Linked DNA regions of Mus musculus: region 2 is linked to region 1. A link is a contact called in ENCODE Hi-C or POLR2A ChIA-PET data. All regions are on one chromosome and are shown on one strand. The core of a region is the stretch at or near the end of the contact, and the rest is flanking DNA. Distances in the headings are between cores, read along the strand shown. Region 1 holds the start of Zfyve27 (zinc finger, FYVE domain containing 27). Region 2 holds the start of Hps1 (HPS1, biogenesis of lysosomal organelles complex 3 subunit 1).

Region 1 (6,910 bases), core at 3,048-5,547:
AATCTGACAGCCACTTTCACAGACCAGTGATCCCTCTGCCAGCATCCAGAGACTCCAGCTGGGGGGAGCTCCCCCTCCATCCAGCGACACACTGCTCTCCGCATAGCCTCAGACCCCTGATTCCAGATCATGGAAAACCTTAAAGTCAGTGTGCCAAGAAGCACTTTTCTCTGTCAGCAGAGAAAAGGAGAACAGGGGATATGTAACTTGTGTGCTTTGCCTGAAATGGCAAAACAGAGGGGACAGACAGGGTAAGAATGGCAGAATGCACAGCCACAGCTCTCTAGGAAAGTCAAAGTTCATGGGCTAAGGAAAGAGAGAAAGGCCTCTCCTCCTTCCTACGTCCTGCACTCAGAGCACACGGATCTCACAGCAGAGAGCACAGCTGTGAGCACTTATCCCCATCTCTCGACTCTGCCATACAGTCACAAGGGGTGGGTGAGACTGTACGGCCTTGTCAAGGAGTACTACTAAGTGGTGTACCAGGTTTGTTCGCCTGGGAGCTCAAAGAAAAAAAATCATAATTAGAAGTGGTCCCCTACTTCTAGACTGAAACAAGGATACAGACTCAAACGCACCCTTCAAGGTAACACAGTCCACTCCTACCATCTTCTTTGGCACCCAAAGCAGCTGCATGTCTTTAAAACAATCTGATGGGAACTAGAGGCTTGTTTATCATGAATAAGCATGCAAGAACACACAATTCTGTTTGCAGCTTCAGGGGATTCACCCTTAAACCTGTCCACAGGTTCCAACTTAAGAACCTACTCTGAGCTGGTGAGATGGCTCAGCAGGTAAAGATGCTTGCAGCCAAGCCTGCAGGCCTGAATCTCATCTCTGAGACCCATGTGGTTGGTAGAAGGAGAGAGTCAACTTCTCCAAGTTGTCCTCTGATGTATACACATACACAACTCTCCCCTCTTCTGCTTTGGACACAAATTTTATGTGATTCTTGGGAGTCATGCCACATTCAGGACACAATACTTCCTTTGGAAAAGAAAGTCTTTAGCTTGAATGAAGTCCAGTTTTTAGTCTAACTTTCCAGTTAAAGAGCTATACACAGCTAAGCAGACCATTCTCAGAAGGAAATTCTGTAGGACAGTGAGCCCAGTCACTTCAGCAAGCCAGTACATTAAACAAGAGCCTGGGATAGTTTGAAAAAGATTTATAGGAGATAAAAACCACATGAAATGCAGTGCCAGATAGGAACCTGACAGGAGGTGCAAAACAAGTGCCCATGACATCCTTGGAAAAAAATAGAAAAGTGGGAACTCACCAGAGAAAGATATCAAAAAATTACTTTTAATTCAGTATAACATTATTTTGATAATATCAAAGGCCTTTATTAAAAAAAACATAAGCTGCCGGACGTGGTGGCGCACGCCTTTGATCCCAGCACTCGGGAGGCAGAGGCAGGTGGATTTCTGAGTTCAAGGACAGCCTGGTCTACAGAGTGAGTTCCAGGACAGCCAGGACTACACAGAGAAACCCTGTCTCGGAAAAACAAAAAATCAAAAAGAACAACAACAACAACAACAAAAAACCATAAATTTAAGTAATCAGAAGTGTAAAGCCATTTATTTGCAATTTAGGCTTTTTGTTTTGTTCTTTTTTTTTGGGGGGGGGGTTGTTTGTTTTGTTTTTTTTTTTTTTTTGAGTCAAGGTGTTAGATAGCTCAGGCTGGCCCCAAACTTGCTATGAAGCTAAAGCTACTTTGTGAACTTCTGATGCTCTTATCTCTACCTCCTAAATTCTGGGATTATAGGCATATTCCCAGATAAAATACTTTTTAACATAAATCAAGGCAGGAGTTGAAGAGATGGTTCATTAGTTAAGACGCAGGCTGAGTTCCTAGCACCCCCACAGAGGCTCACAACTATCTGTAACTCCAGTTCTGGGTGATCTGACAACCTCTCCTGGCCTCTAAGGACACCAAACAAACATACGGTGCATATAAATATATACAGACAACACAGCCGTACACATAAAATCTAAAACAAAGATAAATCACTTAAGGAAAAAACAAACATTTTAATGTAAACAAGACAGGCTAGGCATAGTGGCGCATGCCCTTAATCACAGCACTCCAGATAGTGGCAGACAGACCTCTATGAGTTCCAGGCCAGTCAGGAATATAATAAGACCATGGCTCAAAAAACAAAAACAAAAACATTTTTTAAAGCAAGTTGGTCCCAGTACTTGTAAGTCTGCAACAGAATGCTTGGAAGTCTGAGAGCAGCCTGCACTATGAGTTTCAGACTAGCCTGTGATATATACAATGAAACACTATCTCAACAACAAAAAGAAAGGAAAGGAAGCTGGAAGAAAATTACTGAGGATTAAAAAAATGAAGCAAAAATAGAAAAAAATTGAAAACCATAATCCCAAGTAACAGTGAAAATGGCATCTCGTTTTTTCAAAGGTATTTGTAGTTGAGTTTGTTTAAAATTATAACTTGATGGTAAGATAGCTTAGCCAGCTGGGCAGTGGTGGCGCACGCCTTTAATTCCAGCGCTTGGGAGGCAGAGGCAGGAGGATTTCTAAGTTTGAGGCCAGCCTGGTCTACAGAGTGAGTTCCAGGACAGCCAGGGTCACACAGAGAAACCCTGTCTCGAAAACAAAAACAACAACAACAACAAAATAGCTTAGCCAGTAAAGTGCTTGCTGCCAAGCCTGTGTCTGTCCCTAGAATCCACCCTGGAAGGAGAGCTAACTCCCAAAAGCTGCCCTCTGACCTGCACACAACGCCACATGCATACAAAAGAATAAAAATCAAGATTTTAATATTAATTACATTAATATTCAGAGAGAAAAGGGAAAAAAAATCCCTACATCTGCTCTAAGCTATACTAGGCCAGTGTCTTTCCAGCAGTCCCTAAGAGGAGCTTATCCAACTACAGTCCTGATGAAGACCAAGTGGTTCTCAGTTCCCACCTTCCCTGCATAGCGCTGGAACACAAGTAGACCTGAATACACCTAAAGGTCACACAAGTCTCCCCAGAACTAGTCATCGCTAGAGCAGAAAGGATAGCCCAACTACTGCCTAGCTGGCCAGAACTGCTAAAGACCAGGGAGACAGGAGAGCCCAGAGGAAGAACAAAGGAACCCTAAAGTCTGTACCTTAGCAAGTATCGAACACCGTCCCCTGCATCCTTCAGGGGTTCCAGGTAGATCTCCAGCCTCTTGTAGGACAGGACCAGGTTGAAGAGATCAAACGCTGCTGACTTGGTAGGGGCAGGTGGACACTCAGAGAGAACCTCAGGCATCCCGCTGGGGCTCGCCTCCGGCCCACTCAGGTCCCGATCCGAAGTCTGCATTCTGTAATCGTAAATCCCTACACTCACGATGCACTTCCAGACTACAACACATTTCCCCCTTGCATTACAGTTCGTGTGGTTCCTAAGGTTAACTGTGAGAGGTGAACGCGAATACCCATCTCACACTGCAAGAAATTTTATTCCTACTGAAGTAGGAAGTAGCAGGGTGAAGGGGATGTCTTCGCTATAAAGCCTATCACTCTTCATGAGCCCCTCCAACGCTCCTTTCCCTCACAGACCTTTCAAGAGCATATAAACCATTAATAACCAGGTTGTTGAAAGAAGGCAGTAGGTAATGCCAAGAGAAAAGATGTCCTGTGACATCTTTCTCCTATCTTTAGCTCCTCCTTCAGGTGTCAGGGTAAGGGGGACCATCTTGTCCTGGGAAGTCTTTATGAACGCGCCAGTGTACACTGGGAGACCCTTACCAGGGCTCCCAGAGGTTCATGAATTTCTCCTAACAACACTCTTATCACGCTCTTAACCCTGGCTCCCATTCATCACTTGGAAAGGGGTCGACTGGACCCCAAACTCTCGACAGGACGAGCTAGGGAGAAAGGGAACCCAAGCAAGCGCGAGACAGGCTTAGCAGGTCAGTGCCGACAGAGGCCCAGACCACCAGCCTGTCTGAGGCCGCGCAGGGCAGGACACGCCTAAGGTCGCTGTGCCTGCAGGTGGCGACCCACACGCGGTGGGAGGGCCGGAGGGCCAGGCTCCGTAAATAAATACAGTGAGGCTGGGGCGTCACGGTCGTCACCTACCCGGACGCTGTCCCAGGAAAGGAAGAGACAGGAACGGCCAGGGGGACAGAAGGGCCACCAAGCCCCGGAGCGGTCCCTCAGGCCAGGCCCGCCCCACCCCACGCCACGCCACGCCACCTCCCACCGACGCTCCGAAGTCGCAGGTCCACCCGGGAACCGTCTGCCCCTCCACCGCCGTCGCTTCCGGGACGCGACTCACTCTGCGGTGGCGCGCCCGTGACGTCACCGCGCCCGTCCCGCCTTGGGTCCGGCCTCCGGGCTTAGCTCCTCCCACCCAAGCGCAGGTGAGCAAGCGCGTTGATACTGCGCCTGCGCACTCTTCCCTCCTTGGCTAATTTCTGGTTAACTCTGTTCCTGCCACCCAAGAGATGACTCGTTTAATGCCCGGGAGTCCTAGGACCTGGGAGCCAGCCTAGCTCCGGAACATTACAGCAAGGACAGTTAGAGAGTCTAGCGTGGTGACACACTTGTAACCACAGCCTTTTGGTTTCTGAGGCTGGAGTATTGCAAGTTCAAGGCCAGTCTTGGCTATGGGAGCTTCTGGCTCAAAAAAAAAAAAAAAAAAAAAAAAAAAAGTGGGGCGTGTGGGGGCAGGGATGGAGAAGGATAAAAAAAAAGAAAGAAAATGTGGATAGAAGCTCTGAGAACCTAGGGAAGACAGAAAACACATCTTGTATGTCAGGTGCCTATGGGTAGTGCCATTTTAACGGTGAGAGAGCCCCTGGCTTGCTGCAGGAAGACACAGCAGCACAGAAACCAGCTGTCTGCTATAGTGCTTGCCGTGAGAACGCAGAGACAAACTGTACACGACACTGAAGTTTCTCTAGTAGTATCAGTAATTTCGAGGGTTACAACATTAGCAGAGACGGAACGGTGGTCCGTAGCTGCTGTGTTCAAGGTCCTGTGCAGGCCGTTCCTAGCTCTATCCTCTTCACATCTTGTGACCCAGCTGTTGTCCCTTAAAACACACCTCCCATGGGTTTCCATTTAACCAGCAGGCAGGCAGTACACTAAGCTTTTTGTGCACATTATCTTATCTGTTCCTCCTTCAATAACCCTATCGGGGTTATCACCATTTCACAGATGAGGAGTTGTAGTCATGGTAAGTAACTTCTTTAATGTCACAGCACATAAACTGCTCGGAGCTGGGATTTGAGCCAAATACATCACTGGATGCCAGCAACCCCAGCCATACCACCACCCACACGAGGCTGCATCCACTGGCTTCATCTGTCCTGCTGTTCTCTCTCAGGTGCCTCAGTCTCAGCCAGCTGAACCCTCTTTGTTACCTGCAAGGGCCCTGGACTCTTGCCAAGTCCTCAGATTGCTTGTCACACCTGCCTGCCCCGATTCTTGCTTCCATCCAAACCCAAGCAAGCCATCATAGCAGGAGTCAGCTGTGAGCAGCCTTCCCTAGCTGTTCAGCCGACAATAACCCCTCCTCTGAGCTACCCCAAAGCTTCACTGACATCTCGTCCAGCATCTCTTTTTCAGAGAGACAGGCACGCCTGCTCTCCTCAGCCAGGACTCAGCTGCACTGGGAATCTGGGCTCTCCTCACTTCCTTCAGGCTGGTCACTGTCCCACAGGCTCTGAAATCTTTACTCTCAGTAATACCCCTTCGCCTGGAGACAAGATGCACAAGAAATTTCTTTACCTCCACTTTTGTTTCCTCCTCTGACTTGCCCGCTCTTCTGCTCATTCCTCACCTATTCAGCCCTCGCCAACTGTAATCCCGTCTTCCTGGGTCACCTCTGCCTTTCTGGCTGCCACACCCAGCGAACATTTCCAGTCTTCCTTGCAGGAGCTCTCAGCAACACTGGACACTTCGCTGTTCTTCCTTTCCCCACCTGAGCGTCCAGGAGACCACCTCTCTTGGCCTCCTACCCTCAAGGTCTCCTTAGGGTTTTTCTTCCCTTGAATGTCATCTATCTGCCACCTTCCTTGCTTCTAACCCTCCCTGGGGATTGCATTCACGTTCACATTCACCATCAGCCGTTAGCTAATGTCATCAGAAGCTAGAGCACTGGCACTATGCGCCCTATAGACCAGACTGGCCTCTGCTTCCTGAGGGATGAGATTAAAGTCGTGCAGTGCCACCGCCCAGCTCCTCAGCACATTTTAAGTGCTCAAAATCTGTGGACTGGCAAGATGACTTGGTGGATAAAACACTTGCTGTACAAACCTGAAGGACTGAGTACAATCCCCCAGCCCCATGGTGAAGGAGAAGCAATTCCCCAGAACTGTCCTCTTGCCTCCTCTCATGCACACATGCACAGCTGCAAACACACACACACACACCACATACATAATAATGTTTTTTTTAACGTTAGTTGTGGGTGGGCACTGAGAAGTGGCTCATCAATTAACAGCACTTGCTGCTCTTGCAGAGGACCTGGGGCTGGTTAGAGTTAGTGATGTAGACCCAGAGTTAATGAAATACTCTACTCAGTTGCTAGAGTATTTGCATAGCCCTAGGTGTGATCTCCAGCATCAACTCCAGGTACATGGCTGTAATCTCAGCACTTGGGGATGGGGGTAAGAGTATCAGGAGATGAGGTCCATCCTCAGTTACATAGCTAGTTCAAGGCCAGGAGGAGGACGAGGAGACTCATCATCATTGTAGGAGGTCCAGAAGTCTAGAATGCCACACGTAGTACTAAAGCTGTCTGCTGGAATCTACCTCCTCCTTTGGATGACTATTCCCAGGGGCCCCCTTAGTCTCTCAAGCACGCAGCCTCTGCAGACCCCGCTTCTCCCTCTTCTGACCCAGCTCATCCCTGAACCTACAGGGTCCATAGCCGCTCCCACTCTTCCCTCTTCCCTCCTGCAC
Region 2 (6,910 bases), core at 1,714-4,213, 610 kb before region 1:
GATGATGATTACGGTTTCTATGGTGATTCCAAAGTCTACAGAGCCTGTTACACAGTGCCCTACCCGAGCTTTCTCCTTCACCTGCCCCACTCCTCAAGTCCTGACAATCAAGTTCTTGGCTCATTTTAATCAAAGAACAACCTGAATTAGTCCATTCCTAGTGAACTAGTGAACATTAATAGTACTAGATACTGCGTCCTCTACTGGACATGTGAAGAACAATTTGAAAACCCAGATAGTGTGTGACTTTTCCTGTCTTGCGTGTGCCCGACTCAACCATCAAGAACGACGCTGCAACAGGATCCTTCTGCACACGTTTATTGGGAGAGCTTGATTGCAGAGGCGAAGAGACCCTGAGCCCAGAACTGGTGCTGCTTATATAGGCCTAGGAGAGGCGTGTCTCACACCCAGATTGGTTATGCACTATGCCTCATTTGTATGTTCCTCATCTGATTGACTACTCTCTCTCAGTACCTCACAGAACCTCATTAACATACCTCATTTGCATGTCTCACATCTGATTGGTTATATTCTCAGTAACTCATTAACATGCCCGCGCCAGGCAGTGACTTGACAAAAAGCTTTACTGCGTATGTACACATTGGTTGTTTGTCCAAACTTATGCGTGGTGGCCAGCAGTAGCCAGCGCCACTCTGCAACAGCACATGTGGCTTCCCACATTCCTGGAAGGATGTGTGCAAAGTCTACTCCGCCAAGACAGGGCATCAACGATAGACCAGAAAAAAAAAAAATGACTCCCTCAAGGTCTAGCTTAATGACTGAACACATTCACTGAGGTGACTTCCAGGAGCACGGGCTACTCAAGAGCAGCTGCACCACACAATACCCAACCCAGCATAGAGGACAAGTCATGAAAGCTGCCTCCCTGGCTCCACCAGAGTCTCCTCTCCCTAGCTTTCATGACCGTGGGGAGGGACCACGAGAATCCTATAATCTACTGAGTCTCCAAGGCTTTTCTCGTGAGCCCGAGCCTCAGAGGCTCCTCCTCCCACCAAAAGAGAAAGTTTCCGTTCAGAGGAATGAGTTACAGAGCAAACTGCAAGGTGGGCAGTTGGGCCACTGAAGGTGCAGAAGCTAAGCCACATCCACAGGCCACGGCAGCACTACCAGACCCATTTTGATCACTTCAGAAGAGAAATTGTCCAGACTCTCCGTCCCTCAGAGTCCTCATCTATAAAATGAGGACTTTAGGTTAGGTGTTCATGACTGGGCCGGGACAGGAGGTAACTCTAGAGTTTGCTGGCAGCTAGCCTGACCAAAAAGTAGTAAACTCCTCATGTACTCATGGGCCACACTTAAACATACACACACACACACACACACACACACACACAGAGACAGATCAAATAATGGTATTTTTAATATATATCTAACTTAAAACATATCTACAACATAAAGAAATCTTACAATCCAATAATAAGTCAATGGCTAAAAATAGATTAATAATAATAATAATAAAAGGGGTAGAAGATATGAATAAATGTTTATTTGAAAGCAAAAAAAATTTTAAAGCTACACAAATGAAGAGAAAAACCACATGAAGAGATGATCGGCGCCATTCTTTAGTCATCTGCAAGACACAAGTCACTAGCATCAGGTAACATGGACTAGATTAGTTATAAATTGTTCACGGGTAACAGTTATTCAGGCTTACAAACTGTTTGAAACAAGGGGGAAATGACCGACCGAAGTCAGGATAGTGTCGGCAGATTCAGGACTCCAGGAGACTGATGCTTGTGGCTGTACTGTGGAGCCTGGCTGAGCAGGGTGGTGGCGAAGGCGCAGGCGCAGGCGTTTGCGATGTTGTTTAATTGTACCTTAGGTAGCTAGAGTGGCCGCAGCACTGGCTCTTGGCCTCTGCCTAGTGGGTGCGGAGTGCTCATGCTGGGTCGTACACAAAGTTTCTCAGAAGCACCAAGGTACCCAATGAGGACCTGTGGTAGGCGCCCAACCTCTTCTGTGGACTCCATTGGCCTTCTTCACTCTTTCTGCCCCTCCAAATACACATAAAAATCTTGATAGTATGCAATCACTCGCAGGTTCAAGACAAAAGCCCTAATGTGTATGCAGCCCTCAGTCAGACTGGGAACCTTTGTAAATCAAGGAGCCCAAAGGTAGCTGGGCTCTTCTGCATGGTGTACTGGCTGGTTTTGTGTCAACTCGACACAGCTGGGGTTATCACAGAGAAAGGAGCTTCAGTTGAGGAAATGCCTCCATGAGATCCAGCTGTAAGGCATTTCCTCAATTAGTGATCAAGGGGGAAAAGCCCCTTGTGGGTGGGACCATCTCTGGGCTGGTGGTCTTGGGTTCTATAAGAGAGCAGGCTGAGCAAGCCAGTAAAGAACATCCCTCCATGGCTTCTGCATCAGCTCCTGCTTCCTGACCTGCTCGAGTTCCAGTCCTGACTTCCTTTGGTGATGAACAACAGTATGGAAGTGTAAGCCGAATAAACCCTTTCCTCCCCAAACTGCTTCTTGGTCATGATGTTTGTGCAGGAATAGAAACCCTGACTAAGACACACGGGTTCCGCCCCCTGGAGGTAAGTAAGGGAAAGCACCCACAAAAAGGGTACCTTTCACCTACAACTAGATTCGGCAAGAAAACGAAAGGCTGGGAAGGGCCAGGTGAAGGTGCAAGGAAACCTGGGTTCTGGTTCCATTTGTTCCTTCTTCAGCAAGGGGGTTCCCTCGGGGTTCTCAGTTGCCCCTTCTGTAAATCTGTGGGGAATCCCTTTAGCTAAATCAAGCAAAAGAGACTCTAGAAATGTCACCGGCTCAGCTGGTGCCTCTAAAGGCAGTGAGATACCTACTTATGCCAGGGTGAACGTGGCACGGCTCCCTAGCGGCGGGTGACCAGCAAGCACAGTAGCCTGAAGGGTGAGCAATGCCTGACGGGGCGGGGCTCGAACCCACAAAGCAGGCCCCGGTCATGTGGCTGAGTCACGTGTCCTACCCGGAAGCGCGCCGCAGGCTGGCTACACGCTGGGCGGTGCGAGCCGCGGATCCGGTACGTGGGCATCGTGGGTGACCAAGCGCAGTCCTGGGTCGCCCCTCGGTGGGCACCTCCGGCAAGCTCTCCCAGTTTGGAGAGGCCCGGGCACCCGGGGAAACCCGCATCAGTCTCATGCCTTTTGGAGCGGGCGTCACAAGCCAGGCCTTCGTCCCCGGGAGGAGAGGGGGAGGGTACGTCAGAATTTCTGGGTGTCGTTGAAAGAGTGCTAAGCAGCTATTGGGCGGAGCCACGCAGTGAGGCGGTGCTAAGCGGCGCAGGGAGAGACTCCCTCCTAGGCCAGCTGCTCCTGCTGGAGCATCACAGGCTATAGTCCCCACCCCTCGCACCCACCCCCCAACTGAGCTGTGTTAGGCGGGACAGAGGCCACGGGGACAGTTTGCTAGGGACAATGAGAGAACTGTGACCCGGGTGGTAAAAGTGGGTGCAGGGGATTTTTCTCAGAATCGCCCTTCTCTTCAAAGTTTCCTCCTTTTAGAGCAAAATATAAAGAGAACAAAGATCAGAAAATGAGGTTAGCCGCAACCGTAAAACCAGATACCCACCGAAAAGTATGCGGGTGCTTACCGGAAGTTACCATCAAGGCAAGCCCGAGAATGGTGCAGCCAGGCTCAGAGTTTCATTGCTTTCAAAATCCCCAGGATCAAACCTTCCTCCTCCGCCTTAGATTCTTCTTGCCTGTTATCAAAATGGGAGGATTCCAGAGGCAGCTTATTTCTCTTGTTATTTGAAGCCGGGAAATAAGAATAACACCTACCCACCGTTCTTGTCCTTAAGATGAGCCTACTGGGCTGAGGTTGCGACCTGGCTGGTAGGAACCCCGTAACCCGGTAGGAAGGTGCAACAGCGCTCTGTTCCCTGGCCTCCCAAGAGGAGTTTGAATCTCTGAGTTGAATGGGACCTTAGGAAAGCCCAACCAGAACCAAACCCGAATGCAGCTTTTCACTGGGACCTCCTGCCAGCTTGCGATGGGTTGTGTAGTAACCCATCCCTGCTCACCGCTCCCTGGGGCTGCTCAGGGTGGGATTGCTGACCCCACCTGTGTGTGAATGAGTGACCCAAATATAAACTGTCCAGTTGCAGAGGAGGTAGGAGCTAATGTGTCATCAACGCTTGCTCCACATAAAGGACACCTTCTAGCTTGTGGTCCTTAAAATGGGGGAACCTGTGACTTCTCAGCCCGTGTCCAGGTTGTCCACTCTCAGGAACAGGCGGCAGTGGAAACCAGACCCTCTGAATGCCTTCATGCCTTTTCTGCCTTAAGCATTTGCAGGCCCAAGGATGCTGTGCTGCTGTTGTCTGCTGACCTGGTCAGAGTATCTAGCTCCTCAGAAGCCCTGCTGTGTGCTTTGCCAAGGTAAACCATGCTCCTCTCCTGGAGGATGGAGGGTGGAGAGGTGGGCAGCACCCACTTGAAGAGCAGAATGAGAGGAGCGAACTGAACTGCCACATGCACCTCTTTGTACATTTCTTCCCCCTCCCCCTCTCCAGCCCTGCCCCCACCCCCCATGTCACTACTTCATTGGGGGAACCAAAGACAGGAACCCCAGAAGGACTGGGTGATGGCAGGCATGCAGACGAGGGTTCCGTGAGTGTCCATTGTTTTGAAGCCCATCTCCTTACCCAGGCTGAACTCACGGATGTGACCTTTGCCCTCGCTTTTCCCTGGAAGATGAAGTGCGTGTTGGTGGCCACCGAGGGCGCAGAGGTCCTCTTCTACTGGACAGATGAGGAGTTTGCTGAGAGCCTCCGGCTGAAGCTCCAGCAGTCAGAGGATGAGGAAGAGGAGGTAATTACAGAACAGGCCGTCCTGGTGGAGGTGGGGTTGGTAGAGGAGCCACAGAGCCACCCGAGGCCAGGAGGTCCCAGTGCCTCTTCCAGGCAGGCAGGAGGAGTCCGCAGGGCCTGTGCCTGGCCAACAGGGGGCAGCCTTTTGATGTCTTGAGTACTGTGATTTCCTATCTCACTGTCTGGGCCAGTGATTGGGGAAGGGGGTAAATTTTAGCCTCACAAGAGGGAGACTTGATGTCAGGTTCTCCATCTGAAAAGCTTGGCGTACCCATAATGATTAATTTTTAACAACTCTATTAAGTATAACTAGACCAACTGTTATCTGTTCACATTTAAATTATATAGTCCGATATATCTATATCTGTGATTCCATCATAGTCAGTGAACTGTCTGCCACCCCCAAAGGCTTTAACCCCTCTTTCACTTCTTTTCTCCCTAAGAGTCAGTGAGCCATTGCTGTCCGGTGAGTCTGTTATGTAGACCTATCTAGAACAATCATACACAGCAGTGTGGGTACATTTTGTGTTGTGGTTGGCTTGGGCTGGCTCTTTTACCTCAGCGTGACTCTTTGCCATGTCTTCATCTGTCCCAATTAGCGCCTATCAGTCAACCAGTTCTCTCATATCTATAGGCTGTAATCTGTTTCTTCGTTTCCTTCTTGGTGGACGTTTGACTTGGTTTTAGGTTTTGGTTACCATAGACATATGTTGGCTGTGAACATACACATCTTTGTGTGAGTTTGGACTCTGTGGGTGTTTGTTGTTGTTTTGTTTTGTGCGTATGGATGTTTTTCTTTCGTGGTTTGTTAATCCTGAGATTTGCAGGAGAAAAACCAGTCCCACCATTTTGAGCCGAATTTGAAGCAAGCTTTAATTAAATACTGACTGGGATGGGCTTTGGTCAGGACTGTCCCCTGGAGTTCCCAGCTGAGTGGCCCTAAGACACATGTTGCAGGGGCTTATAAGGAGAAACCCATACAGCCACCATATTTTCCCTTAGAGCGTAGTTATTTTCAGAGAACTTCAACTCCCAGCATTCCAGGAAGTTACCTGGTCCTGGGGTGGGTGGCCTTATAGGTTAACCTCAGGTCTTAACAGTGTATCTACATACCATGTGCATGCAATGCCCACTGAGGCCAGAAGGGGGCATTATATCACTTAGAATTGAAGTTACCAAAAATTGTGAGTTGTCATGTGGTTACTGGGACTAGAACCCAGATCCTCTGGGAGAACAGCAAATGTTTTTAACCACTGAGCCATCTCTCCAGTCCCTGTACTTCTTAAGAGACCCCCCAAACTCTCCACAGAAGAGGTATCCACCATTTTACGCCCCACCAGTCGCTTTCCAGTTCCTCGTTGATACTTAATATACATCCTTTTTTATTTTAGCCAGTTTAATAGATGTCAGCTAAAATCTCGAGTTGTATTTTTCATCCTTCAGTGACTAGTGACTCTGGGCGGCCTCTCGTGTGCTACTTTGCTGTATCTGTTCCCTATATTAGATCAGTTCTCTCAAGTGATCCTTATTGAATTTTTAGAGTTTCTTACACAGCTCAGACATGTCTTTTATTAGATCTCCGTTGCAAATATTTCCTCCCAGATTGCGGCTTGTCTGCGCATGCTCTTGAGGGTGCCTGCAGAGAGCACGCGTATATAGTTCTGATAGCGCAGTTTTCCAATTTGGCAATTACAGGTTGGGCTTTCGGCGACATAGCTAAGAAATCTCTGTCTAACCTAAAATTGCAAGGAGTTTTCCGCAGATCTTCTCCCGGAGTTGGTTTAGCTTGGGGTTTGGTTTGGTTGGGGAGTTTTGTTGTCTTCATTATTGTTGAGTTTTTGTTTACGTGCGTGCATGCACACCCGTGTGCACATGCCACAGCCCATGTGTGGCGGTCAGAGGACGCCTTGCTTTTCCTTCTGCTGTCATGGGGATCACACTGAGACCGTGAGCCTTGGCAGCAGGCATCTTTAGTTACCGAGCCACCTCCAGCCCCTATTGCTATTCAAACAAGATTTTACTAGGTAGCTCAGGCCAGCCTCTAACTTGCAATCCTCCTGCCTCCACCTCCCAAGTACTGGAATTACAGGCA

Evidence for each region. Hi-C counts contacts between places; a loop is a spot of excess contacts on that map. ChIA-PET counts read pairs that join two places held with the same protein, here RNA polymerase II (POLR2A).
Region 2: a map of T-helper 17 cell shows a loop between it and region 1 (3-fold over the local background). The contact joins the promoter of Hps1 here to the promoter of Zfyve27 in region 1. A Hi-C loop is called at or near these places in 1 of 37 maps with a recorded cell type or tissue (T-helper 17 cell). POLR2A ChIA-PET finds 5 or more read pairs at or near these places in 1 of 5 experiments (embryonic stem cell).

What each region holds. Positions count from the first base shown.
Region 1 is chr19:42,167,954-42,174,863 of GRCm38, reverse strand. Zfyve27 (zinc finger, FYVE domain containing 27) reads right to left here and starts at 4,297. Exons shown (of 13, transcript NM_177319.3): 1 at 4,079-4,297; 2 at 3,121-3,318. The coding sequence starts at 3,317.
Region 2 is chr19:42,776,031-42,782,940 of GRCm38, reverse strand. It overlaps Hps1 (HPS1, biogenesis of lysosomal organelles complex 3 subunit 1), which reads left to right and starts at 2,963. Exons shown (of 20, transcript NM_019424.3): 1 at 2,963-3,027; 2 at 4,295-4,387; 3 at 4,658-4,819. The coding sequence starts at 4,703. Gm16244 (a long non-coding RNA gene) reads right to left here and starts at 3,909. Exons shown (of 2, transcript XR_386720.3): 1 at 3,598-3,909; 2 at 1,367-3,501.